Regions from separate parts of the Homo sapiens genome. Here all the other regions are linked to region 2. A link is a contact called in ENCODE Hi-C or POLR2A ChIA-PET data. All regions are on one chromosome and are shown on one strand. The core of a region is the stretch at or near the end of the contact, and the rest is flanking DNA. Distances in the headings are between cores, read along the strand shown. Region 1 overlaps HECA (hdc homolog, cell cycle regulator). Region 2 overlaps NHSL1 (NHS like 1). Region 3 holds the start of TXLNB (taxilin beta).

Region 1 (4,460 bases), core at 1,373-3,872, 710 kb after region 2:
TCCTCCTTTAAAAAAAAAATGGTACCTGGGTGCCACAAGGAGGGTAGCAGGAATGATGTTAGTTTGAGGAAGTGAGGGTGAGGGCCAGGCTCTGTCCCGACAGAGAAGGCCTGGACTGAATCTAGGAGACCTGGCTGGAGCTCTGCAGCTGCCTCCCCAGCAGCTGGGCTGGTTCTCCCCATGGGTTCACCCTCTCTCTATTACTGTGGTCACAACCAGAGGACTGAGTCTGGTTGGGTCATTCTTTCCTTCATCAGAAGATTTATTAAACACTTATTTATGCAGTAGTGGGTTTACAAGGATGAATGTGACTAAGTCATCCCTATTTTAGATTTTGCCTGGAAAGCCTCATATGACTTAAGAAGACCCTCCTTACCTTCATTCCACCCAACTCCCCACCTGCTTATGGTGCAGCTGTTTTAAGGGGGATAAAAATATTTAACTCATAGTTTAAAAGCTGAAAATAGCAATGTCCGGTTTATGGGGCTCCTCAGTGAATGAGGTTGTCAGGAGATTTGGGCTCATTGGGCATTCAGTGTGATCCTCCTCTTTCAATAGGTAAGGAGCACAGAGTTCTCAAGTGAGGGCAGGATGCAGGGTAAGAAAGCTGGGGAGACAGGATAGGCTTGGCCCAGGTGACTGCAGCCTAGCTACCCTGTTATCCAGACTTGAAACTGAGATTTTTGCCCAGAATCACATGAACCCTGTTTATTTTAACTTGAGCAGAAGAAATAGAAGCTGGGTACTGACTACTTGATGATGAACCTAAAATACAGGCCTTGGAAGGTTTATATACTTTTTTAAACAATGCCAACTCTGTGTAAAGGAGCATTTTTCTGTTTTGCTTGTTAGATTATCACAGTTTAGATTAATGCGCCAAGGGAAGTTGGTGGCACAAGTGTATGATACCCTTCTCCCATCTCTCCTGTTGAAGATTTAATTGTGTCAGATCAATCTATATTCCATTTATGCCTTTGTGGGACTGCTGTTCTGTTTTTAGTTTGGAGACAAGGTTTCACTCATTGCCGAGGCTCACTGCAGCCTCAATTTCCTCGACTCACTTGATCCTTCCACCTCAGCCTCCTGAGTAGCTGGGACTATAGGCACATGCCACTGAGCCCAACTAATTTTTTAAAATTTTCATGGAGACGGAGTCTCACTATGTTGTCCAGGCTGTTCTCTAACTCCTGGCCGCAAGTGATTCTCTGGCCTCAGCCTCCCAAGTGCTGGAATTACAGGCGTGAGCCACTGTGCCTGGCCATACTTACTTATTTTCTAAACACCTGTATGGCATGTTCAAAACATTGGAAAAAGTAGAAAACATTGGAGCAGTTTGCATTTATCTGGGGAGTGAAATACAGCGGTATAAAATTATGGTAGCATATAAGCAAACATTTTTATGAAACTTTACTATTTATAAAGTGTTTTCATGTACATGAGCTGAATAGGGCAAGCATTTTATCCCCACTTTACAGATGAGGAAACAAAACTGCTCAATGTCAAACAACTAATCAGGAGCAGACCTGGCATCAGACACCTCTCTTCTGTTATTCCCTGCTGCTTTTCCAGTTTGGACAATGTGTGTGTGTGGTGTGTGTGTGTCGGGGACAGGGGTGGTGCTAATGAGGGAGGAAAGTATGTTTGAACCGAGCCTTGAAGGAAATAATGTCCGAGTTTAGAGGCCAACACACTTCAGCAAAAGCATTGTCAGACATCCTCTGACTATTCCCGAGGTCCACCCTGTTACCCCATTTTGCCTGTCTCCCTGGGAGCCTCACCCTGCTGGTGTGTCATAGGGTGAAGTGTCTGTTGTGTGTATTACTGGGTGTATTTAACATGCTCTTGGCTTTGTATTTGTTTTTGAAGCCTACCCACAAGGCCACATCAAAGTGGCTGACTATAAACAAGCAGGGCTGGCAAGTTGGAGTGGGGGCTCTTCATACAAGGAAGAGGTTTTCTGGTTAGGAAACAGTGGAGCATGGCTGTGAACATGACAAACACTGTTAAAGGGACAGGGATGGGGCACAGCTGTGGTACCTTGTCTGTGTTCCATGTGTGCACTTCTGTTAGACCATTAGAGCTCTTAGCTCAAGACCTGGCATGTAGGAAGTGCTCAGTATTGGTTAAATGAAATATTTGCTGCTTTTTGAAAAGACACAGAATTTTTCCTCTCTTAATCCACCTTTCTTTAGTGTGAAAATACTTTTCAAAGAAATATCAAGTCAGTCTCAACATTTACAGTTGGAATATTGTGAATGCAAATGTTAGTTAGATCTTCCTTTGACCTAATTTGATTTTATTGGTCTTGGGTTAGTAAAATTTGGTTATTGTGGTTACATTTCAGGGACGTTTACTTCAAGGCTCTTCATCTGAAGGATCAAGATAAAAACAACTACACTTAATAATTGACCAATTAACATTTTAAAGGCCTCTAAAGGTCACAGCCCAGGTGACTGGTGAATTTACTCAGTTTCAAACCACTCTTCTACTTCTTTTTGTTGTGCTTCAGTACATCCAGGTCTGACTGTCTAGGATTACAGCTCTCTTTTTCACTTCTGCTCCTCTTGTCATGTGTGGGTTTGGTGAGCCAGTATCTTTAATGCGACTTTTTTCAGCACTGGAGTTTTACAAAGCCTGGGCCCAGTGGTGCCGGAAACACTAAGATGAGTAAGAGGCTTCCTCTCCTGAGTCGTCAGCTGGTGGGGATTATGAAGAGTCCCCATGATGAGGGACTCAAGTAAGATTGGGGCCAGACCATCAGGGAGGGGAGGAGAAGGGTTGGAGTCAGGATAGGGGGGCAATCCTGGTAAAATTGGTATGTAGAGAGGTGGGCCTTGAAGCAGTAGGAGTGGGGAGGAAGTTTACTAGATGCCAGGTGCTTTCTCAGCATTTCATGTGTATAGTTTTTTTCATTTCATTCTTCTGAACCATTTAAGGTACATTCTGTTGTTTTCTGCATTTTATACAGAGGAAACTGACACAAAGAGAAGTTAAGTAAGTTGTCCAAGAGCATGCAGCTCATAAATGGTCCTGCCTGGATTCCAACTCAGGCAGTCTGGTTGCAGAGTCTGAACTGTGAATTGCTGTCAGTGGCTGAATGGGATTTGGACAAATGAAGATTAAGGGGAAACCACGGTGATCAAATATTAATACATAGAGGTAGACAAATTGGTTTAGGGCCATTTTGCCAAGGCCCTGGAATCCCACACCTGAAGGGGATAATTGTAACATATGACAGAACTAATATTTGTATAGGCTTTATGGGTCCACATTGCCACCACCCTCTGCTGATTGATTTGGTGGAATGTTGTGTCTGTGGTTCAGTGTGCAGGGATAAGGTTGGGAAGGTTGTTGAGTAGAGGAGTCACATGGTTTGTTCCCTCTCATATGTCTTTAAGCTGTCGTGAGGTTTTGGCCTGTATTCCCTGAGCTCATGAACATGGTGTTAAGGCTCAGCCTCTGCTGTCTTCTGTACCCTGCCCATGCTCTTTCCCTGCCCTACAGTTACCCTCTGGAAAGAGTTTCCTGGAGTCTCCCTGTTTCTGCCTTTTCACCTCACTGTCTACCTCTGACCTGCCCTCCATCATTCCCGCTGGAGCTGTTCTCCGTGAGGAGACAGTGCCTGGCTCACTGCTCATTTTGGCTGGGACTTTTCAGGTTTATTGCATCCAGTGAATTCTTAACTCGGGGTGATTTTACCCCCTAGGGGATACCTGGCAGTGCCTGGAGACATTGAGTGGGGCTGGCCTCTACGGGATGGACAGTGAGGTTGCTGCTAGCTGCTAGACATCTTACAGGATGGCTCCCACAACAGAGATCCAGCCCAAATGTCTGTAGTGCAGAGGTGGAGAAGCACCGATGTTACCTGGTGCTCTGGGACATTTTGCAGTTCTCCATTCTTTTTTTTTTTTTTTTTTTTTAAAGGGAGTCTCACTGTGCCACTCAGGCTGGTGTGCAGTGGCACAATCTCTACTCACTACAACCTTCGTCTTCCAATTCAAGTGATACTCCCACCTCAGCCTCCCGAGTAGCTGGGATTACAGGTGTGCGCCACTACACCCAGCTAATTTTTGTATTTTTAGTAGAGATGGGGTTTCATCATGTTGGCCAGGCTAGTATCGAACTCCTGACCTCAGGTGATCCACCCGCCACGGCCTTCGAAAGTGCTGGGATTACAGGCGTGAGCCACTGCGCTGTCCCCTGACTGCCTGGACATAATTCTCTCCTGACTTGTTTTTCAGTAAATTCTGAGTTCATTTCTTACCAATCTCTGCAGGGGAATCTTCTCCTCCAGCCTTGGTTCCAGTCCTTGCATCCCAGGATTCTTTTCCTGGCCTCTGGTCTCTGCCCACTCCTCCCGTTTTTCTTGGGCATCTCATTAGTCCTAGGGATTTGACCTTCATCTGTGGGTGAGTGACTCCACATCTGTATTCACAGCTCTAGCTCTCTTGAGCTCCAGT
Region 2 (4,938 bases), core at 977-3,476:
AATCACAACTCACTGCAGACTCAAACTCCTGGGTTCAAGCGATCCTCCCACCTCAGCCTCCCGAGTAACTAGGATGACCGGCACAAGCCACCATGCCCAGCTAATTTTTGAAAACTTTCTGTAGAGACAGGGTCCTGCACATTGCCCAGGCTGGTCTTGAACTCCTAGGCTCAAGCCATCCTCCTGCCTCAGCTGCCAAAGTGCTGGAATTACAGGCTTGAGCCACTGCACCAGGCCCTAAGAGCTCTAAACTTTCTTATCACACAGTGAATTAAAATATTTTGGATCTTAACTATCCCATATTAAGCGATCCTTTCCTCAAATGAAAGAAAATACTTAATTAGAACATATATGTTTAAACTGATACAGTAAGTTGTTTGTAATCATATTTTAGAATAACAAATTATGTATTAAAATCATATAACATAATGAATATTCAAGAACTCACTACTCAACCCATGACCTAAAATATTACTAAAAACCTGCATCTCCCTCCATGCCCCATCCCATCTCCCTACTTCCCCAGAGGTGACCACTAGCCTGAATTTTGTGTTCCTAATTACTCCTTGTTATATGTGTGCGTGTGTGTGTGTGCGTGCGTGCATAAACTTGCTTTGACTTTTACAAAAATAGTATTATTCTCTTTGTGTTTTTCTTACTATTATCTTTCTAAGACACATCCATGTAGTTGTGTGAAACTGTAATTCATTCATTTCACTGGGGTATACATTCCACTCCAGTACTAATTTATTCACATTTTTTATTGATGGACAATTGGGTTGTAAAAGATGCTCTTTGTATTATCTCAACAATGCAAAACTCCCCATAAGAGAATGAGAATGGTTAGGAGGAAAGGACTGTGGCAAAGGCTCTACTCCCCATACAGTCATTACTGGGGGAAAAACATGAGCTCTAGAGTCGTAAGTCTAGGTTTAAATCCTGGTTTTGCTTTTAGGGGTGATAGATGTGTTCACTCTCTTGATTATGGTAATGGTCTCCTGTGTGTATACATATGTCAAAATTTATTAAGTTGTATACTTTAAATATGTATAGATTATTTTATGTAAGTTATACTTCAATAAAAGGCGTTTTAATAAAGAAAGATCTTGTTTCAGTATTTAAAAACTATGTGATCTTAGGCAAGTGATCTAATCTCTCCAAGATACAGTTTTCTCATCCATGATATGGGCATAATCAAAGCTACTTTGCATGGTTGCAATAAATACTGAATATATTCACATACAGCACTGAGCACAGTCCCTGGCGCCTGAGCCTTTCCATGTGCCAAGTGCTTGGCATCATACTGGAAACACAGAGATCAACAAGATAGGGATGCTGTCCATTAATCTAGAAGAGAAGGCAGGTATAAACAGACCCTGATTATAGAGTAGTGGGATGGAAACAGCAAGAGAAACTGGAATGGGTCATTGGAGACATTCTCACTGGTTTGCAGGCAAAAAGGCGTGGGAATGACAGACCCCAATTTTCTCATTTTTGTCTGCAATGGCATGGAATAAGAAGGTGCCATAACTGCAGAGCAGTGAGCATTGACTCATTTGTGTTTCTACAGTTTCCTGAAATTACTCACAGAGACCCAGTAACACATGATTGGACATGGAGTAATCACTTCTCGACTGTAAGCTGCCCTAGGCCAAGAATGGGATCCATATACTGAGACCAAGTAGCACTTAAAAACTTTTTTGGGGGAAAAAAAAATTGAGTGAAGCATACCAGACAAGTCAAAGAGGAATAAGAGATGACAAAATTGGGCATAATGAGGAGGAATTGAGGTAACTGAGTAATCTTGCCCTTTTGCTTAACCAGCATGGTGCGATGAAAAGAAATGAGCTGCAAGGAGCCCCGCCTTCACATGCTCCCTGCAAGGAGCCCCGCCTTCACATGCTCCCTGCAAGGAGCCCCGCCTTCACATGCTCCCTGCAAGGAGCCCCGCCTTCGCATGCTTCCTGGTGCTTTCGAGCTATGTGATCTTGAGAAAGCCATTTCATATTTCTGAGTCTCCATTTCCAGATTAAAATAATAGTAATAGCTATTAAAATAATCTGTTTCATGGGGCTGTTTGTGGAAAATAAGATCTAATTTGTGAAAAAGTTCTATATCCTAACGTGTACCCCGATGAACAAGCTAGCAATAGCATAAACACTGGTAGTGCCACACCTAGATAACCTGTAAAGCCATGACAATCAGAAATTCGTCAGTAGCTGCTGAAACCTCTCAAATTTATTGCCTTGGGCAGGAAATTCTATGTGGGTGGAACAAAAGACGAGATGATTGGGAGAGTGGCCAAATTTTTATAAAAACAGACATTGTCTATTGAATCATTTTCTTTGAAGCGTGGTTTGAAATACCAATCAGCTTAACAATACTTATCATCATCATCTGAGCATCTAGTCTGTGCCAGGCACTGTGCTAAGGGTTTCACAAACATTAATTTACTTCAACCTCACACCAACTCTCCAAGGTAGGTTAGGGTAACTATGTAATTTTATCGAAACCAGAACACCTCTGAGAGTGAAAGGGGGTGCAATTAATAATTACACAGAATAACAGCTGTAAACCAGGGCTGTTCTAAGCAAACCGGAACATGTGGTTTTTATCTCTTTACAGTTGAGGAACCTGAACCTCACAGACGAAAGCAACTTATCCAAGGCCACTGAGCTCTGACAGGTGGAAAAGCTGCCCCAAACCTACGCTCTCAAGCATCATGTTAAATAAGCCTCCTGTGTTTACAGGTATGGCAGCAAGGTTACTGCCTTTTCTTCAAAGTCTTCCTTTGATTTAAATATTTCTTATCAACAAAGCCTAAAACAGAAGCTGACATGCCAGTTCAAAGAATAACAGGAAACAGGGAAATTTCGATTTCTGTCACGACTATTAAAGCCAACTGTTTACTGCCAAAAATCTAGATCTAATACATCTCTTTAGGGGTGAATTTTACACAAGAGATTGCATAACTCATGATTGATATCCTTTCTGCTAAGACAATGGGGATTCTGTGAAGGTTTCCCAGATTCAGTGAACGTATCATCAAATATAACTTCCGATAATGGCAGGTGGAAAAATTCCCTATCGACTCACAGTAAGTATTTTCGCACTGATAACTGACCTGCCTTCAAATGCAAGAACCTCTTTGGCAGTACTTGGCATATGCTGAAAACTGAAAAGAGAAAAAAGTCAAAAACAGTACACAAAGCAATGGTGTACTCTTTGATTTCAGAGTTGAATGAAAAGGTATTTTCTGGAATTTCTTTCTTTCTTTTTTTTTTTTTGGAGATGGAGTCTCACTTACTCTGCCGCCCAGGCTGGAGTGGAGTGGTGCGATCTCAGCTCACTGCAACCTCCACCTCCCAGATTCAAGCAATTCTCCTGCCTCAGCCTGAGTAGCTGGGACTACAGGTGCATGCCACCACGCCTGGCTAATTTTTATATTTTCAGTAGAGACAGGGTTTCACCATGTTGGCCAGGCTAGTCTGGAACTCCTGACTTCAAGGGATCCGCCTGCCTCAGCCTCCCAAAGTGCTGGGATTACAGGCACACACTACCATGCCTGGCTTATTTTCTGGAATTTCTAAATTGCTTTGCCAACAGTATTTTTTTCAATGCATCATGTTTATGTTTAGATGATATGCATAACATATACAATTGGAAATATTTTCAACAATTTTCTTCTTGCTACACTATATTCCCACTTTGAACATCAAAGATATGTGTGGATCTCGTTAGCAAAACATCTTTCTTCATAACATAACACATAGAGTCCTACTTGGTGTTTCACATTAGGATAATGAAGATAATTATTCTAGAACAATTAGCCAGAGTAAATAACCAGAATCGACGTCCTCTAGGTTCTCTTTTCTAATTTATATGTCCTTAACCTTTGCCATATTAGCAACTCATCTTAAGCACATAATGGATTTTTAATATTTGTTGAATGCAAATTAGATGATTTTTGTAAGAAATACCTCTTTTAAAGTCAATAATTTGTTAACTCATGCATCCCTTCTTCCATATAGTCACTGCTCTTTGTAACACACCCCTCCCCTCAACACCTACTAGGAAATACAAAATAAAAGGTTTTCCAGATCGAATTTCCCTTCCAAATTGACTCCTACACACTCTATATTTAAAATGATCCCCTTTGGGAGGCCGAGGTGGGCGGATCACGAGGTCAGGAGCCCAAGACCAGCCTGGTCAACATAGTGAAACCCCGTCTCTACTAAAAATACAAAAATTAGCTGGGCATGGTGGCACGTGCCTGTGGTCCCAGCTACTCGGGAGGCTGAGGCAGGAGAATCTCTTGAACCCAGGAGGTGGAGGTTGTGGTGAGTCAAGATTGTGCCACTGTACTCCAGACTAGGTAACAGAGTGAAACTCCAACTGAAAAAAAAAAAAAAAAAAATCCCAACTGTTAGGGTGATGTTAAGAACATGAACCACGGTTAGGAGTCTTAGTCTTAACACGGAAGACCATACTGCTGGCCTGGAGCCCCTTTCAACAGTTACTGGATTCCCACTTGATTTCAAATGATAGCTTGATGATCTACTAAATCCCATGAAGATTTAGGTCTATTTCTAGACTTCTATTCTGTTTTTAATATTCTGTTATACTGGTTTGCACATTCAGCTGCCACAATGGAGGAATCCCTAACTCTATGTTCTCATACCGGGTCAAGTCAGTTCTTCCTTACTGCTCTCTTGTTTTACAGCTTTCCTAGCTACACAAACTTTAGATTCAGCTTCCTTAGTCGTCTCTCTCCTCCTCTCATCCCCCAAAGTAGCCTCAGATCAAGACAAAACAGAACAGCCTATAATCCCAGCACTTTGGGAGGCCAAGGTAGGTGGATCACTTGAGGTCCGGGGGTTCGAGACCAGCCTGGCCAAAATGGTGAAACCCCATCTCTACTAAAAGTACAAAAATTAG
Region 3 (5,003 bases), core at 1,990-4,489, 840 kb after region 2:
TTTCTCTGGTGGTTGGACTGGGGTTGGAGAATCCTGGCCATCTTCCTTCTCCAGGCCATTGTGACTGGGTAATGATGAACTGTCACCTGGAGGTGTTGACTGTCGTTCCGCTGAGAGCTGTTCAGAGTGATTAGCCTCCATCTTGGGAGTAGTATCTAGTGGTAAGCACAGTTAGGCTTTATGTAGCTAACCTACTTGCTACATATCAATGCTACATTTCAATGGTAAGGATATCCCCCAAGTGAATACCAACTAATTATAGTCTCTAACGTAGAGAAAGGCAATGTCCTTTCACAAACCATTGATGTTACTAAGGGAGGAGACCACCCCTCATATCGTCTTATGCCCAATTTCTGCCTCCAAAGAAGAAGTAAAAACTAAAACGCAGACATGAAATCCACAGGCAGACAGCCTGGTGCCGCGCCCTGAGCCTGGTAGTTAAAAATTGACCCCTGACCTAATAGGTTATGTTATCTATAGATTACAGACATTGTATAGAAAAGCACTGTGAAAATCCCTATCCTGTTTTGTTTCGATCTAATTACCGGTGCATGCAGCCCCCAGTCACGTACCCCCTGCTTGCTCAATCAATCACAACCCTCTCACGTGCACGCACTTAGAGTTGTGAGCCCTTAAAAGGGACAAGAAATGCTCACTCAGGGAGCTCGGCTCTTGAGACAGGAGTCTTGCTGACGCTCCCGGCCGATTAAACTGCTTCCTTCTTTAACTGGGTGTCTGAAGGGTTTTGTCTGCGGCTTGTCCTGCTGCATTACAATTATTAAAGTAGGGACAGTGGAAAGTTGTTTTTCCAAATCAAGTCACACTGCTGGCATATTTTTGGTTTTGATCTTCAGTTTTCAGTAGCATTCCTTATTATTCACATTAAGAAAGTAATTCATGCTATTTTTCTTTGTGGCCATATTTGTCATTTTGCTTACACTAGTCAGTTTGTGTTACCATTTTCCTGTATAATTCTATGTAGATTAACAATCACTGGGGGTACATGACTGTATATATTTAAAATGTTTAAATATAAAGTGGTATTAGTTTTCTTTCAAAGTTAAAATATTTAATAGAAGAGCCATTGAATTTATTTAAATAACTCATAAGAATAACATCTCTAAGCTCTATTTGATCCATAAATCAATATTTTGCTTAGTGTGAATATTTTGATGTAAATGCATTATTACACTGGATAGAGGAGACATTTCTCACTTTTCTGGCATTTTCTTTTTCAGATAAGCAACACGAATGCTTTTTTTGAGGCTTAAACTGGCATCATTTTTAGATTAAGACAGGGAATGAGGGAAGGTATAAATAAATAGACAAAGTAGTATGGAAACACGGGCCAGGTGCTGTGGCTCATGTCTGTAATCCCAGCACTTTAGGAAGCCGAGGCGGGTGGATCCTTGAGGCCAGGAGACCAGCCTGGCCAACATGGTGAAACCCTGTCTCTACTAAAAATACAAAAATTAGCCAGGTGTGGTGGCGGGCACCGGTAGTCCCAGCTACTTGGGAGGCTGAGGTATGAGAATTGCTTGAACTTGGGAGGCGGAGGCTGTAGTGAGCCAAGATCGTGCCACTGCACTCCAGCCTGGGTGACAGAGCAAGACTTCGTCTCAAAAACTAAACAAAACAAAAGCATGATGATACTTATAACAACAATTCCTTAAATTTCTATAATACTCTTTTATTCCAATATATAAACCAATTTTTTAAAAGAGAAAAACAGATTACAACTTTCTCTTCTAAGTCAGGAAGCTCTAGAAAAACTTAATGATTTTTAAGAAGTAGCAATGTTTCATAAACAAGGAGGAGACCAACTCGAGAAATAATTCAGCAATAATAAGGGCCCTTAGGAAAGGGTGAGAGATGGTACTGAGTCAGAGATTCCAGGGTTTCTGACTATTACCACTTCTAGAGTTGCAATAGATTTGGTTTAGGCCTTTAAGTTATGGTGCATTTTATTTGTAAATAATATTTAACAGTGATGCTGCTAAATAGCAGCATAAAAATGTGGCAAGATCCTCATAATTCACAGGTTTTGCTGTTGTGGTAACATGAAAGTGAAAACAAAAGCATACTGTTCTACAACTGCACAGCTTCCTTTTCCTGTTCTCAGGGCAGTAGATGTCAATTGAATGCTCAGACACCAACAAGAACAGAAAATTCAACACACAGATGTTGCCACTGACTTGTGATGCTCACCAAACACTCATAACTTAGAGGAAGTACTTTTTTTCTTTCACTGGTTTGAATTCACCAACTTGATTATCAAATAATGCAGCAGTTTCATTATTTTCATCACTGGGATTTCTTTTCCTGACCTCACTTGTTGATTGCACTCATCTATATATAACTTAGGCCTCCCCTGAACACGGAGAAAGACACACGGCACCTGCTGTCCAGCCAGAAGTTATTTTAAGCTATTCTAAAATGAGTCATGCCGTTTAGCACTTCATCCTTGAAAATCAAGAGAATCGTTTTTCAGTCAAATTGAAAACAGTAAACATTTAGTGGCTTAAATCCATACATGGGTTTTAAAGTCGGGGAGACTATCTTAGGATGAAATAAAATCTCAAGTAAAATGAACTTCAAAATAATTAATTTAAGATAAGCTGTCCATAGGAGTTTTACTTCGGTTAGTCTAAATGCAAGTGGCTGTTTGTATTTGATTTATTCTTCATGAGATGCCACAATCATTGATTTTTTAAATTCTTAATTCCATGGCTATTCTTTAAACTCCTGTTCCACATTTACTTTAAAACAGAACAGTCATTATAAAGCCCAGGACAATTCAATTCCCAAAAGTAGCCTCAAGACAAGTTAACAAGAGGGAAAAAAACAAAGTCAGAGAACTTTGTTACTTTTCAATCATCCATTTTATATTATGTGGCAAAGAAATTATTTCTAACTTTTATCTTATATAAACTTTATTGCCTTATTTTCCCCTCCCCAGGGAGAGAACTTTTCACTTGTGTTGGCTATTCCAGATGACTATCACAGACACATCCCTCCCTAAGCAACACATTTTATTTATAAATACAACAATGAAAAGTTCTCCAACAGTTCACTGGCAATCTCAAAGTTGCAAGTTTCGAACACCACAAACCGCACCCTATACCTTCTCACAGGGCTTGGGGGAGTGTTTGTCATACTTACCAGAAGGCAAGAAGCTAAGCAAGAAGAGAGAGGAGAGGAAGGAGGCAGGAAAAAGCAAGTCAGAGCTGCAGCAACAGCAGGAGAGGGCGGGCTGGCTGTGTTCTTACAAGGGAGAGAGAAACCCAATACACACACACACACATACACACGTGCACGCACGCGCGCGCACACACACACACACACACACACGCCACAGGCACTGATGGAGGCAGCAGTCTGGAGGAGGTGGGGGTAGGGAAAGGAACATCATATGACACAGCAAGGGGAAAATACACCCAAGCTTCCCTAGCTGTTGCCAGGGGAAATACCTTAGCAGAGAGAAGCAGCTGGAAGATCTCATTAGACTCTCCATGTTTTGTTTGTCCTTTCGGAAATTTAAACTCTGAGTATATTACCCCCGTTGCAAATGCAGTCTTTCACCATTGTTGTCCTTTTTGGGTAGAGATCAGTTTTTCTTACTTCTTGGGTTATCTCCAGTGTGGTGGAAGATTCATCTTCTTTTTCTTCTTCTTCTTGCACTAGCTTAATTAGTGTCAGGTTTCTTACAGGAATCATGGAAAAAGAAAAACAATGGCATAAGAACAGGGAGGTGGTGGAACCATTTTAATTCTGATGTCATTGTTTGGTTTGTTTGCAAAGTTTGAAATAAACATGTAGATGGTGATTTTGGAGCTGAACTGAGTATAATCTTCATGCACGTGGTAATTGGTGTGACCTTGGAGCACAGTCTTTCCCAGGTAACTCTTCCCATCTCAAACAAACCCTCAGGGAAGCAGTCTGCTTTTTCTTCCTTAGTTGGTGGCTTTCCCACATTTTGTAAATCCTCAACATGCTCCTTGATCCTCCTCAGAAAAAGAAATTCCTTCTGATTCACCATAAAATGCCTGTCTATTAATTTACATCCATTTGCCTTTTATTTTTCTTTCTGGAGCTTGTGTTCCCATACTTCCAAAGCAGATTCCTCCATCGGTTTCTGCTCTGGGGACAGGCTAGGCATAGTGGCATCCCTTGTGGGAGGCAGAATAATGCCACCCAAAAGATCTCCACGTCCTACTCCCTGGAACCTGTGAATATGTTTCTTTACATGACAAAAGAGACTTTGCAGATGTGAGGAAGGATCCTGAGGTAGGGAGGTTATCTTGAACTACTGGGTGGGTTCAATGTAATCATAAGGGTATTTATTTATTTATTTATTGAGACAGAGTCTCGCTCTGTCACTCAGGCTGGAGTGCAGTGGTGCAATCTCAGCTCACTGCAACCTCCCGGGTTCAAGCGATTCTCCTCCCTCAGCCTCCCAAGTAGCTGGGATTACAGGCGCCTGCCACCACATCCAGCTAATTTTTGTATTTTTAGTAGAGACGGGGTTTCGCTGTGTTGGCTAGGCTGGTCTCGAACTCCTGACCTCATGATCCGCCCACCTCGGCCTCCCAAAGTGCTGGGATTATAAGCGTGAGCCATTGCACTCAGCCTCATAAGGGTCTTTATAAATGAGGGAGGAAGGCAGTAGGATTGGAGGCAGAAAAGGAGATTTGATGACCTCAGCATAGGTCAGGAAGCTTCTAGAAGCTGGGAAAGGCAAGGAAACAGATTATACTCTAGAGCCTCCAGAGGGATGCAATCCTGCGACATTGATCTTAGATCAAAGAAATTCGTTTTGGATTTCCGACCTCCAGAAATATAAAATAGCAAACTTATGTTATTTTTAAGCTGCTAAATTTGTGATAAGATGTTATGGCAACAAAAGGAAATGAAAACATCCCACCCCCAGTTTTGTCCTACTTATTCTCTGAGTTTAGGGGAGGCATAAGTTATATATAGATGAGTGCACCCAACAAGCAGAA

The links. A loop is a pair of places that touch in the nucleus more often than their neighbours do. ChIA-PET counts read pairs that join two places held with the same protein, here RNA polymerase II (POLR2A). Pooled maps may share reads with other maps.
Region 1: a loop to region 2 is called in a map with no recorded cell type, with 14 times the contacts of the local background. The contact joins two enhancer-like sites. A Hi-C loop is called at or near these places in 8 of 37 single-sample maps with no recorded cell type and 6 of 50 pooled maps.
Region 3: a map with no recorded cell type shows a loop between it and region 2 (15-fold over the local background). The contact joins the promoter of TXLNB here to the enhancer-like site in region 2. A Hi-C loop is called at or near these places in 4 of 37 single-sample maps with no recorded cell type and 5 of 50 pooled maps. POLR2A ChIA-PET finds 5 or more read pairs at or near these places in 1 of 52 experiments (WTC11).

The regions. Positions count from the first base shown.
Region 1 is chr6:139,159,454-139,163,913 of GRCh38, forward strand. All of the region lies in intron 1 of HECA (hdc homolog, cell cycle regulator), which reads left to right. It also overlaps a transcript of TXLNB not described here. Among named protein-coding and RNA genes, the nearest start is that of HECA, 27 kb to the left of the region's middle. RefSeq lists an enhancer at 4,113-4,460. Within about 2 kb of position 2,623, at least 8 of the 41 ENCODE cell types and tissues checked have a DNase peak (open chromatin) inside an H3K27ac peak, as active enhancers do.
Region 2 is chr6:138,453,610-138,458,547 of GRCh38, forward strand. The region is part of intron 3 of NHSL1 (NHS like 1); the gene reads right to left. Among named protein-coding and RNA genes, the nearest start is that of MIR3145, 21 kb to the left of the region's middle. Within about 2 kb of position 2,227, at least 11 of the 41 ENCODE cell types and tissues checked have a DNase peak (open chromatin) inside an H3K27ac peak, as active enhancers do.
Region 3 is chr6:139,288,759-139,293,761 of GRCh38, forward strand. TXLNB (taxilin beta) reads right to left here and starts at 3,240. Exons shown (of 10, transcript NM_153235.4): 1 at 3,163-3,240; 2 at 1-155. The coding sequence starts at 141. The region is part of intron 4 of LOC102723690 (a long non-coding RNA gene); the gene reads left to right. RefSeq lists enhancers at 1,955-2,014, 2,215-2,464 and a silencer at 2,074-2,368.